Regions from separate parts of the Homo sapiens genome. Here regions 1 and 2 are each linked to region 3. The links are chromatin contacts, found by Hi-C in ENCODE. All regions are on one chromosome and are shown on one strand. Each heading gives the region's core, a stretch centred on a gene start or an enhancer-like site at or near the end of the contact. The rest is flanking DNA. Distances are from core to core; before and after follow the strand shown. Region 1 holds the start of KL (klotho). Region 2 has its middle 30 kb from the start of RFC3. Region 3 holds the start of NBEA (neurobeachin).

The links. A loop is a pair of places that touch in the nucleus more often than their neighbours do. Pooled maps may share reads with other maps.
Region 1: a pooled map shows a loop between it and region 3 (4-fold over the local background). The contact joins the promoter of KL here to the promoter of NBEA in region 3. A Hi-C loop is called at or near these places in 4 of 50 pooled maps.
Region 2: a loop to region 3 is called in a pooled map, with 5 times the contacts of the local background. The contact joins the enhancer-like site here to the promoter of NBEA in region 3. A Hi-C loop is called at or near these places in 4 of 50 pooled maps.

The regions. Positions count from the first base shown.
Region 1 is chr13:33,014,356-33,017,838 of GRCh38, forward strand. It overlaps KL (klotho), which reads left to right and starts at 2,068. Exons shown (of 5, transcript NM_004795.4): 1 at 2,068-2,904. The coding sequence starts at 2,086. LOC124903151 (translation initiation factor IF-2-like) reads right to left here and starts at 2,098. Exons shown (of 2, transcript XM_047430819.1): 1 at 1,481-2,098. The coding sequence starts at 2,087. RefSeq lists enhancers at 1,672-2,247, 2,248-2,825, 3,034-3,093 and silencers at 2,104-2,173, 2,864-2,963.
Region 2 is chr13:33,786,053-33,789,271 of GRCh38, forward strand. No RefSeq gene overlaps it. Among named protein-coding and RNA genes, the nearest start is that of RFC3, 30 kb to the right of the region's middle. Within about 2 kb of position 1,264, at least 5 of the 41 ENCODE cell types and tissues checked have a DNase peak (open chromatin) inside an H3K27ac peak, as active enhancers do.
Region 3 is chr13:34,940,548-34,944,071 of GRCh38, forward strand. NBEA (neurobeachin) reads left to right here and starts at 1,723. Exons shown (of 59, transcript NM_001385012.1): 1 at 1,723-2,567. The coding sequence starts at 2,274. It overlaps LOC124903231 (a long non-coding RNA gene), which reads right to left and starts at 1,643. Exons shown (of 2, transcript XR_007063908.1): 1 at 1,593-1,643; 2 at 774-1,155. RefSeq lists an enhancer at 1,305-1,414 and silencers at 1,585-1,654, 2,095-2,214, 3,274-3,363.

The DNA of each region.
Region 1 (3,483 bases), core at 818-3,317, 1.9 Mb before region 3:
CTTAAAGCTTTGAGATGCATGTGCCTATGTGGCAGACAAATTTCAAATGTGAAACGTTTAGTTAACTTGGTCTTGCTTTTTAATCACTGCTTTAAAATTTAAAAAATGCTGCTGGTCAAGTAAAAATAGCAATAGATAAAATCTGCCCTGAGCAAACAGACCATACATCAATAAATGAATACTTAGCTTAAGCGATTTTCCATGAGACCCATGAAGCATTTCTAATTGAAACTTAACAAGCTACAACCCAACAGACACTCCAATCTTCACTTCTAGAAGGGAAATGTGATACTCCATGTAGACGTAGCTTTTTAAATTTAGCTGGAAGACAGCGTGACAGTGAAGTTGTGTGCTGTAATTTTTTAAAATTGCTGAAGTGTCATGGTTTGCTATTTCGTATTTATTGAAAAAATGTAAATGCTATATTTAACAGAATGGCAGTAACTCTGTTTCAATCTGAAGACTTAATCTTACTAATCATGGTAATATATGCTGGCTGGAGTTGGGAATATTTCATAAAATACTGGAATAAATTTGTGCTTATATTTCAGGGGAATTAATAAAAGCACCTTCATCTGCAACATTTAAAATGTTATTGCCTTTAAATTTGTATTAAATAATGCAGGGAAGATAGATCACTGGGGGAGAATGGATGCACCTCTGTGAGGATCTTGGTCATTCAACACACGTGTACGGGTGAGGAAACTAAGGCACGACTTACTGGGTAGGGAGGTAGGGATATTAGCAAGATCCTTCACTTGTCTGGGCTTTCTGTCTTTGAGTCACCTTTGCGCAGTTTTTCACTGGACTTCACAAGCCTCTGAGGCGGCAGGGCAGACAGGACATCCTTATTTTATAGAGGAGGAAACTTAGGCTTACAGAGGTTTCCTGCCCCAAATCACAAAGGTGGAGCCTAGACCTTCTCAGTCTCCACCAACTGTATTTCGGTTAGCCACAATCCTATCTACCCACATCCAAATGGACACTGTGGCTCTGCAACTTCTGTCAAAAGGGCTCTTTGGCAACAGGAAAAACGTCATGGCTCCATTGTATTGTAGAGGATGGGAATGGGTGTTCCGGCTAAATTCTCCCTCCCCTTTCCCTCCACAGCTCAGATGGCAAATGTGCGACCCAGGGACCTCCCGCTCCAGCAGACCTGTGCGCACAACTTTGCACAGATTACCTGCTAAGTCAGAGCCGAAAGGTAACACAGATGCCAAAGGATAATAAAGGTGAATGAGATTTACTCAAAATTGGAAACTTGGTGTTTGGTTTTTCAGGAGAACAATCAACGACTGTGATTTGAAGTTCACCAGGGTATTCTGAGAGATCTAATCAAAGATAGAGTGCTGGTTTGAAATTATTAAAAGGTAACAGTAAAAGGGAGAGCAAAACCCCAGTCCCAACGCAACCCATAAATCTACTTTGTCTTCCTCGAAAGAGGGGCGCGGGTGGGCGCGTCTCCCCGCGAGCATCTCACCTAAGGGGGAATCCCTTTCAGCGCACGGCGAAGTTCCCCCTCGGCTGTCCCACCTGGCAGTCCCTCTAGGATTTCGGCCAGTCCCTAATTGGCTCCAGCAATGTCCAGCCGGAGCTTCTTTGGGCCTCCGAGTGGGAGAAAAGTGAGAGCAGGTGCTTCCCCAGCGGCGCGCTCCGCTAGGGCCCGGCAGGATCCCGCCCCCAAGTCGGGGAAAGTTGGTCGGCGCCTTTTCTCCCCGACGAAGCCGCTCCAGGGCTGCTCTCAGAGGACGCGCGGCAGGCAAAGAGAATGAACCTGAGCGTCCACGAAACGTCCTGCACGGCTCCCGGGAGCTGGGAGAAACAGGTGCCTTTCTCCGACGTCCGCGGGCGACGCCTGCCGCACCTTGCCCGCTGCCGCGCCCCTCCCGGGCACCCCTCGCCCTCGGCGCCCCTGCCCCCGCCCCCAGTGCCAGGGCGGAGGCAGTCCCGGCTCGCAGGTAATTATTGCCAGCGGAGCCCGCCGGGGAGCGGGGGTGGGCGCGCCGGCGGTGGGCGGGCGGGCGCGGCGGGGCGCGGGCATAAAGGGGCGCGGCGCGGGGCCCCGGAGCCTGGCTCCCGCGCAGCATGCCCGCCAGCGCCCCGCCGCGCCGCCCGCGGCCGCCGCCGCCGTCGCTGTCGCTGCTGCTGGTGCTGCTGGGCCTGGGCGGCCGCCGCCTGCGTGCGGAGCCGGGCGACGGCGCGCAGACCTGGGCCCGTTTCTCGCGGCCTCCTGCCCCCGAGGCCGCGGGCCTCTTCCAGGGCACCTTCCCCGACGGCTTCCTCTGGGCCGTGGGCAGCGCCGCCTACCAGACCGAGGGCGGCTGGCAGCAGCACGGCAAGGGTGCGTCCATCTGGGATACGTTCACCCACCACCCCCTGGCACCCCCGGGAGACTCCCGGAACGCCAGTCTGCCGTTGGGCGCCCCGTCGCCGCTGCAGCCCGCCACCGGGGACGTAGCCAGCGACAGCTACAACAACGTCTTCCGCGACACGGAGGCGCTGCGCGAGCTCGGGGTCACTCACTACCGCTTCTCCATCTCGTGGGCGCGAGTGCTCCCCAATGGCAGCGCGGGCGTCCCCAACCGCGAGGGGCTGCGCTACTACCGGCGCCTGCTGGAGCGGCTGCGGGAGCTGGGCGTGCAGCCCGTGGTCACCCTGTACCACTGGGACCTGCCCCAGCGCCTGCAGGACGCCTACGGCGGCTGGGCCAACCGCGCCCTGGCCGACCACTTCAGGGATTACGCGGAGCTCTGCTTCCGCCACTTCGGCGGTCAGGTCAAGTACTGGATCACCATCGACAACCCCTACGTGGTGGCCTGGCACGGCTACGCCACCGGGCGCCTGGCCCCCGGCATCCGGGGCAGCCCGCGGCTCGGGTACCTGGTGGCGCACAACCTCCTCCTGGTGAGTGCGAGGGGCCAGGCGGAGGGCCACGCAGGGGAGACAGAGGGCCTCCACAGGGGCCAGGGGGAAGTGTGGGAACTGAGTCTCCCCCAGACGAGGCTTCACTTGGACACGTGTATGTGGTCACCGGGGGAAACTGAGCAGTTCTGACTTCCCTTGGAAGGCGTGGAATTAGGAGAGAAATCCCTTAGTGGGCACACGAGTGAGTGCCCCTTGGAGTCCATCTGTGGAAAGGAAGCGGTGATAGGTTTCCGCAGTGAGGAAAGAAACTCCTTTCTCTGGGTGTAGAGGAATTCCTAGAGGTGAGGGCGGGGAGGATTTGCTAGGAGTAACTGCAGGAAGAGAATGAGCAGGGTGGATGAAAGAAACACGTTTGTTCTTAAGCCGCACAGATAGCATTACTCTCTGGAGCTGTCACGAGTTCAGTGTTAATCCAATAAGATCTGTCTTGCTTGTGGCACAAGTTCACACTGTTGTGAAAGTGTCAAAACACAACTCCCGGAGAGTCAGATTTAAACTGTGTTTGGAGGTCCCTTCTGCGGCAGGGCAGGGAACTGCATCCACCAATCTTATTCACCG
Region 2 (3,219 bases), core at 14-2,513, 1.2 Mb before region 3:
CTGATTTTAAGATTTACTATATAGCAGTTATCAAGACGGTATGGCATTGGCAGAGGGATAAATGCATAGATCAATGGGACAGAACAGAGAACCTAGAAATAAACCACACACATATGCTCAACCGATTTTAAAAAGCACTTTATGCCTCATATTAGCACAAAATCATATTTTTATTGATTTCAGCCTCTTTTGCCTCTGGGTTTTTGTTTGCAGTGCCATTTCCGCAAACTGTACATTTCTTGTCTCTTCAGAGAAACTTCACTGACTCTTCCAGCCTGAAGTAGTATCTTCTACTTCTAAGCTTAGGAAGAAGCATTTCATATTTTGGCTTCTCATTCAAGCCAGGGATCCATAATAGGAAATTAAGACATTTTAGCACTCACAATGAAAGCAAGAGACCATAGGAGAAGAAAAGCTAGGACTGCTGAGATTATTGTAGCCTGGTTTTCTCCACTGAGCTTCCAAACTTTTCTGAGAACGGTCAATAGAATGGGTTGTAAGCTCACCGAGGCAAGAGCGGTTTCTGTCTCATTCACTGCTACATGAGTTTGCCATGTGAATTGAGTGCCCATGCTGCCAGGCACTGAGCTACCTAGACACACACAATCTTTGAACCTCTGTATCCCTACTCTACCAGCTAGCAGAGAGGAGACCCTCAAATCCTACCCTCAAGAAGTATTTGTGGACAGATTGACTGAATGACTAGGCTGAGGTTGTAGAATCAGAGAAACAAAAACCACGTAGCCGGGTGTGGTAGCTCACGCCTGTAATCCCAGCACTTTGTGAGGTCGAGGTGGATTGATCACCTGAGGACCGGAGTTCGAGACAAACTTGGCCAACATAGTGAAACCCCGTCTCTACTAAAAATACAAAAATTAGCCGGGTGTGGTGGCGGGCGCCTGTAGTCCCAGCTACTCCGGAGGCTGAGGCAGGAGAATCGCTTGAACCCGGGAGGCAGAGGTTGCAGTGAATGGAGATCGCACCACTGCACTTCAGCCTGGGAGACAGAATAAGACCCGTCAAAAAAAAAAAAAAAAAAAAAAAAAAAAGAAGAAGAAGAAGAACCACATGATAGAAACTGAAACCGAAAGAGAACCCACGATAGAATATTCTTCTTCACCTCATATTTATCTAGAGTAGTCTTCCAAACCCAAAATTTATGTTTCAACTGACCTTCTATTTGATATAAAAAATGGGTCTCTGGCTACTAAACAGTTGCAGCCTGAGAGCTCAGGTCTCCAATACCATGGAGTATGAATAAAGCAGAGTGAACCCTCTTCTTTGTGATTTCCACGTGGCTTGACACGTACTAGTCCCCACTGAGTGAGGGTCACACCTTCACTAGTTGGGGCAAATATACAGTGCACTGCAGCTAATTCTAAAATGCACAAATTCCTAGAGAATGCCAAAAGTGAAAGTGTACTGCCTCAGGGTACAGCAGAGAAAATCACAAACATTTGCAGCATCACAGCACAGCACTAAGCCTGGCCGTCTGCCTGCAGCCCTCTGGTAATTGCATTCACCTCTGAAAAGGATGTGAGGGTTAATTTCTTTAGAAACATTTTTTTTTTTCGCAGATCTCCTTGGTTGTGTCAATGGTAATTTATGTAGCAAAAATTGTAAAAACATAAGTCATTGGTCAGCCATCATATAAAACTATACTTTGGGTTACCAATAAAGAGGTTGTGAATAAGCATGTTTCCAAAAACAATTCTTAAAATATTATTTTGGAGTCTATGTTTTGGTAGGATGGCCAGATAAAATACAGGATGTCTGGTTAAATCTGAATTTCAAATAATAAAAAATGTTTTACTGTAAGTATGTCCCTTTCAACATGTGGAACATACTTATACTAAAAGAGTATTTGTTGTTTTTCTGTTTTGAGAGCTGGAGGTAGAAAGGGGGAGGGCACAAGGGATCTTTTGGGGGCAACGAAAATATTCTAAATTTGGATTGTGGTGATTCTGTAACTGAAAATTTACCAAAAAAAAACTGAATTTTGCACTTCAAATGGGTGAACTGTATGATGTGTAAATTATACTTAAATGTAGCTTAGAAAATGCCCATGTTTTATTTTAGATGACCAAGGCTAATATATTTGTATTTGATGGAAAAGTTAAATATTTTTGGTAGTGTTGTTATCAGCAAATCAGGTGATTAAAAATGGAGGAATTTTTAAAATGTTACAGTACTGTATAAACACAACATAGTTTAATATTTCTCTTACTAATCCCAGCATGCATCTTTCATGATTGTATTTTGCTATTAAAATAATTCCATCTGTAATAAAATCTTGCCAGATGTGATTCTCTGCATTTTTGTCAATGGGACAACTGGACTGCAGATATTGAGTAGTTCAAGGTCACATCACGACAGGAATGGGACCATCCCACCAGAAGCTATCTGACCCCTAGCACAATGTTGTTCCAAAATACCATGTGCAATTAATGGAGAAAACAGTTATACTCATCCTTTTTCACCCATTAAAAAAATTTTGTACTATAATAAAAATGTGCAGATGGAAATAAAAGCACCAAGGTAAGATGATGTCAAAATGACTGCAGAAAGATCTTCTGTGATAGTCATCATGCCTTTCCTTCATTCAACAGTTATTTATTGCATGACCACATGTCACACACTGTGCCCCAAGATACAGTAATGACAAACATGAGAGACACTGTTTTTACAGATCTCCCAATGAGAGAAGAATTTCTAGAATTTTTTCTTTTTTGTCATTTGACCTATATTACTTCTTCTTGTTTCTACACAGCTATTCACTCACAAGATACGATAGAAGAGATTTAAAAAATTACCATAATAATTGACCTATTATCCTCTGAGTCTCATCATCTGATAAAGATTTATTCTCAATTATATAAAAATCATCAGTTATTGTTAAATAAGAAACTCAGTATATGTAGACTCCTCCAGTCTCTTGGATTTACATATATAGTTTTAATTGTACAATATTATTGTAAAAGTTAATATCCTTTCAATGTATCTGATTTAAAATTACCACAGAGCATTGTGGGATTAAAGGAGTACTGTGTCAAGAGAACACTGAATTTTATTCTATATAATTCAATGGAAGGAATCAGAAAACAGCAGCTCCCTGCAGGGCCCCAAATGGTTAATTAACATTATGTGAGTGACAGACTTGGGATCTCTGAGCTGATGTGGTATGAAGCTAAAAGATCTCCAGTAGCAACTGACAAAACA
Region 3 (3,524 bases), core at 473-2,972:
TCTAAAAATAGCAAAAGGTAGAACCTGCTGCCATATAGATATATGCACAGTGGGTAAAAAAACTTAGTGTGACAACCTTTCAGTCTAGATTTATGTATTTTACAAAGATATCATTTTAAATTTGCAAATGAAACAGTACTCTTAAAAGCAGATGATACTCACTTGGGACAGACAAAAATGTAGTAGAAGGATATAAACGTTACAGGATTTTTCAATTATATAGTATATCTCAAGTCATACTATTATGACTTGTATGTTTTGTAAATTTCCCGTACAGTTTCAAGCATTCTAGCATTTTATAATTCAATTGCCATTTAATTTAAATGGACATGCTAGTTACCACTGCTTTCAGAAGTGTTTGCTTAACTACTTTAACAATTCAATCACTTTGGTGCAAGTTTAAACAAACAGACATGCAACCAAGAATTCATCCTAAGTACTGGTTTTGAGGAACTTTTTTATAACCTGTGGTACTTAGAATTTTACCGTGTTCCCATATCCTGGGAGTTAACTTGACTGGCAGGTCCAATTAAATATGAATAATAACAAAACTGATTATGGTGGATTTGTATATTGACCTTTTTCATTTGAGAGGACAATTAAAACGATCTGAATATACCTCAAGATACCTAATATTTCTGGTGACTTGCAATAATCTTTATTGAAAAGGGAAGACCTCATGAAATATTAAAGAAAATTATATCATTCCTTTCAAGGAACAGTCATGCCTATTTAGTTTTAATTCAATACTAACAGCAAGATTACTGTGTACATTTTAATTTTTAAAAATTAAAGGTTTATTTTTTGTCTCGTATCTGTGCAGACATAGATATGTACTTTTCTCACAGACAAGGCTGGCAGTGAGAATCACCCATGTTTTTAGATAATTTCGAAAGTCCTCTGAATTGTACGTGCCTGTGAAAAAAGGAAACATTAATAATTGGCATCATACCTGAGGATTGTCAGGATTTTGAAAGTGTGGGATTTGTCGTTCCCACCAAACTACCCCACAGTGTCACACACTGCAGTCTTTTTAGGCTGGGAGGCGAGTTCAAGAGCTGTTTGTTGTTCCGAGCTTGATCCAGAGAGGATCACTGTTTGACAAGTTCTATTTTAAGTCGTGCCTGAGTGTGCAGGTGTCAGCCTCTTTCATGGCTGTAGAAAAAGCACCATTACACTCCGTCTGTATTCTTCCCCCGACAATGCAGGATCGCCCCCCCGCCCCCCCGCGCGTTTGTTTCTGCTTTGCCAGCCACTTTTTCTTTGGGAAATTCTAGGGAGGGCAGGCGGACAGGACTGCGAGGAAGGGCGAGGAGGGGCAGAAAGAGGTCGTCTGCCACTCCCCTACCTTACAAGGCACGTGGCACTGGCAGTAGCAGCAGCTGGATGCAACAACTGAGATGAGGAACCTCCTCCCAGCAAGAGGATATTGAGAGAAGGAGGAGGTGGCAGCGAAGGCAAGACATGCACACTGTGTCCTTCCCCAAAGGGAGAATCCGCCCTCAAGGGAAAAACCACAAGGAAGCCACTACCCGCCCCGCCTCTGCCAGCTTGCCCCAGTGTCTGGCAGCAGTCCCCATGCACCTGCTCACCTGTCTATCCGTTCGGGGTGGTTGGGGGAGGGACGAGGGGTGTCGGGGTGGGTGGGTGGGAAGAGAAGGAGGGCAGGGCAAAAGAGGGGGTGCACCGAGGGCTCCGCCCCCCCGGAGGCTGTGCGCAGGCGCAGTGGCTGCTACCGCAGGCAGGGGGCGGCAACATGGCGGAGTGAGCGGCGGCGTCGGGGCTTCACAACAACAGTGGTGGCCGTAGCAGCGGCGGCAGCAGCGTCAATAGCATCGGCCACAGCCTGAGCTTCAGCACCGGCCAGCGTCGTGGCCAGCTGCTCGCGTCCTCGGGCTTCTCGGAGCGGCTGCAGCATCTCCGCGGGGGGCGGGCCGGGCCGGACAGACCGGGAGAGGGAGAGAGCAGAGGCAGCGGCGGCGGCAGCGGCAGCGGCAGCGGCACACCTGCTGGGCGGGCACAGCCGCTTGCCCGGCAGCGGTTAGCGGTACCGCCACCGCCGAGAATAAGCCTGCGGATCCCCCGCCGCCTCCGCGGGGGAGAGCGCCGGAGCGGGCCGGGCTGAGGCGCAGGCGGGGAGCGGGCCCGGCGCCGCGGCGCTGGTGGATGCTGGGGCTCCGAGGCGACGGCCGGGGGGCGGGGGCCGAGGCAGGTATAACGGTACCGGCGGCGGCAGCGCCGCTGCTCTTCCCTTCTCCTCAGGAGGGGGGCCAATGGCTAGCGAGAAGCCGGGCCCGGGCCCGGGGCTCGAGCCTCAGCCCGTGGGGCTCATTGCCGTCGGGGCCGCTGGCGGAGGCGGCGGGGGCAGCGGTGGTGGCGGCACCGGGGGCAGCGGGATGGGGGAGCTAAGGGGGGCGTCCGGCTCCGGCTCGGTGATGCTCCCCGCGGGGATGATTAACCCTTCGGTGCCGATCCGCAACATCCGGATGAAATTCGCAGTGTTGATTGGACTCATACAGGTCGGAGAGGTCAGCAACAGGGACATCGTGGAGACGGTGCTCAACCTGGTAAGGAAAAGGCGTGCTCTCAATCTGCTTCCCCAGTCCCCACATACACCGTCCCCAGCGCCTTTCCCTCCCACCCTTCACCCCCAGGGTCACACGCGCCGCGCGTCCCTGGGAGCGCAGAGCGTTCAGCCGGTATTGCCCAGCGGGTGACCTGCCTGCGCGCTGCTAGAGCCACGCCACCTCCCTCCTCTCCTCTTTCTGGTCCTCTCCTGCCACCTGAGCGCAGTGCCCAACTTAACACCGCTTCTTCTCACTTTTTAGGACCGCGAGTAACCCAGTACCCGCGGTGAAGGTTTTGGGTCGACTTTAGAGTTTAGTTAGGAGGTGAGGAGGCCTCCTGTTCTCTGGGGTTCTTTTTCTCACACTTAATTGTCCTTGGTGTCGCTCTCCGAGGATGACAGCCTTGCCCCTGGAGCCTAAATTCCCCCGTGCTGCTGAAATGTGAGAAGCGCATTAGCTTCCAACTTGAGCAGCTGGGGTGTGATGTTTTCGAAGGAGACAGAAAATGATGCAGTTTTGCATCTGTCTTTAAATATTCCAAGGCCATGATGGAGAGTGTTGTGTCTGTATCCATCCCCCTCCATCTCAGAAGCAGCCGTCCCTTCTTTGTAATATTGCCCTGAATATACTGATCTCTTAGTCATTTTTTGTGCACACAAGGTGTGTGAGGACACCAAATCACACAGGTTGATTTCTGTGGTTACTTTCAGTAGTGTGGCATGTGGGTAAAGACTAAAGGAAAGGTTTTAAACGCAGCCCTAGGTTTTGGTTCCTTTCATGGTAAGAAAGAGTTACTGCAGAAGTGTGTATGACTTAATGTTTTGCGCTATCTACAGAGAGGCTCAGAAGCGTTTAAGATGTCAGGGAAAGAAATGGAAAGAAGGAGAGGAGAATCATACATTGAGGATAATTAACAGTAGTTCATATTTAGTGCTTTGTAAATGGAGGTTTTGTTTT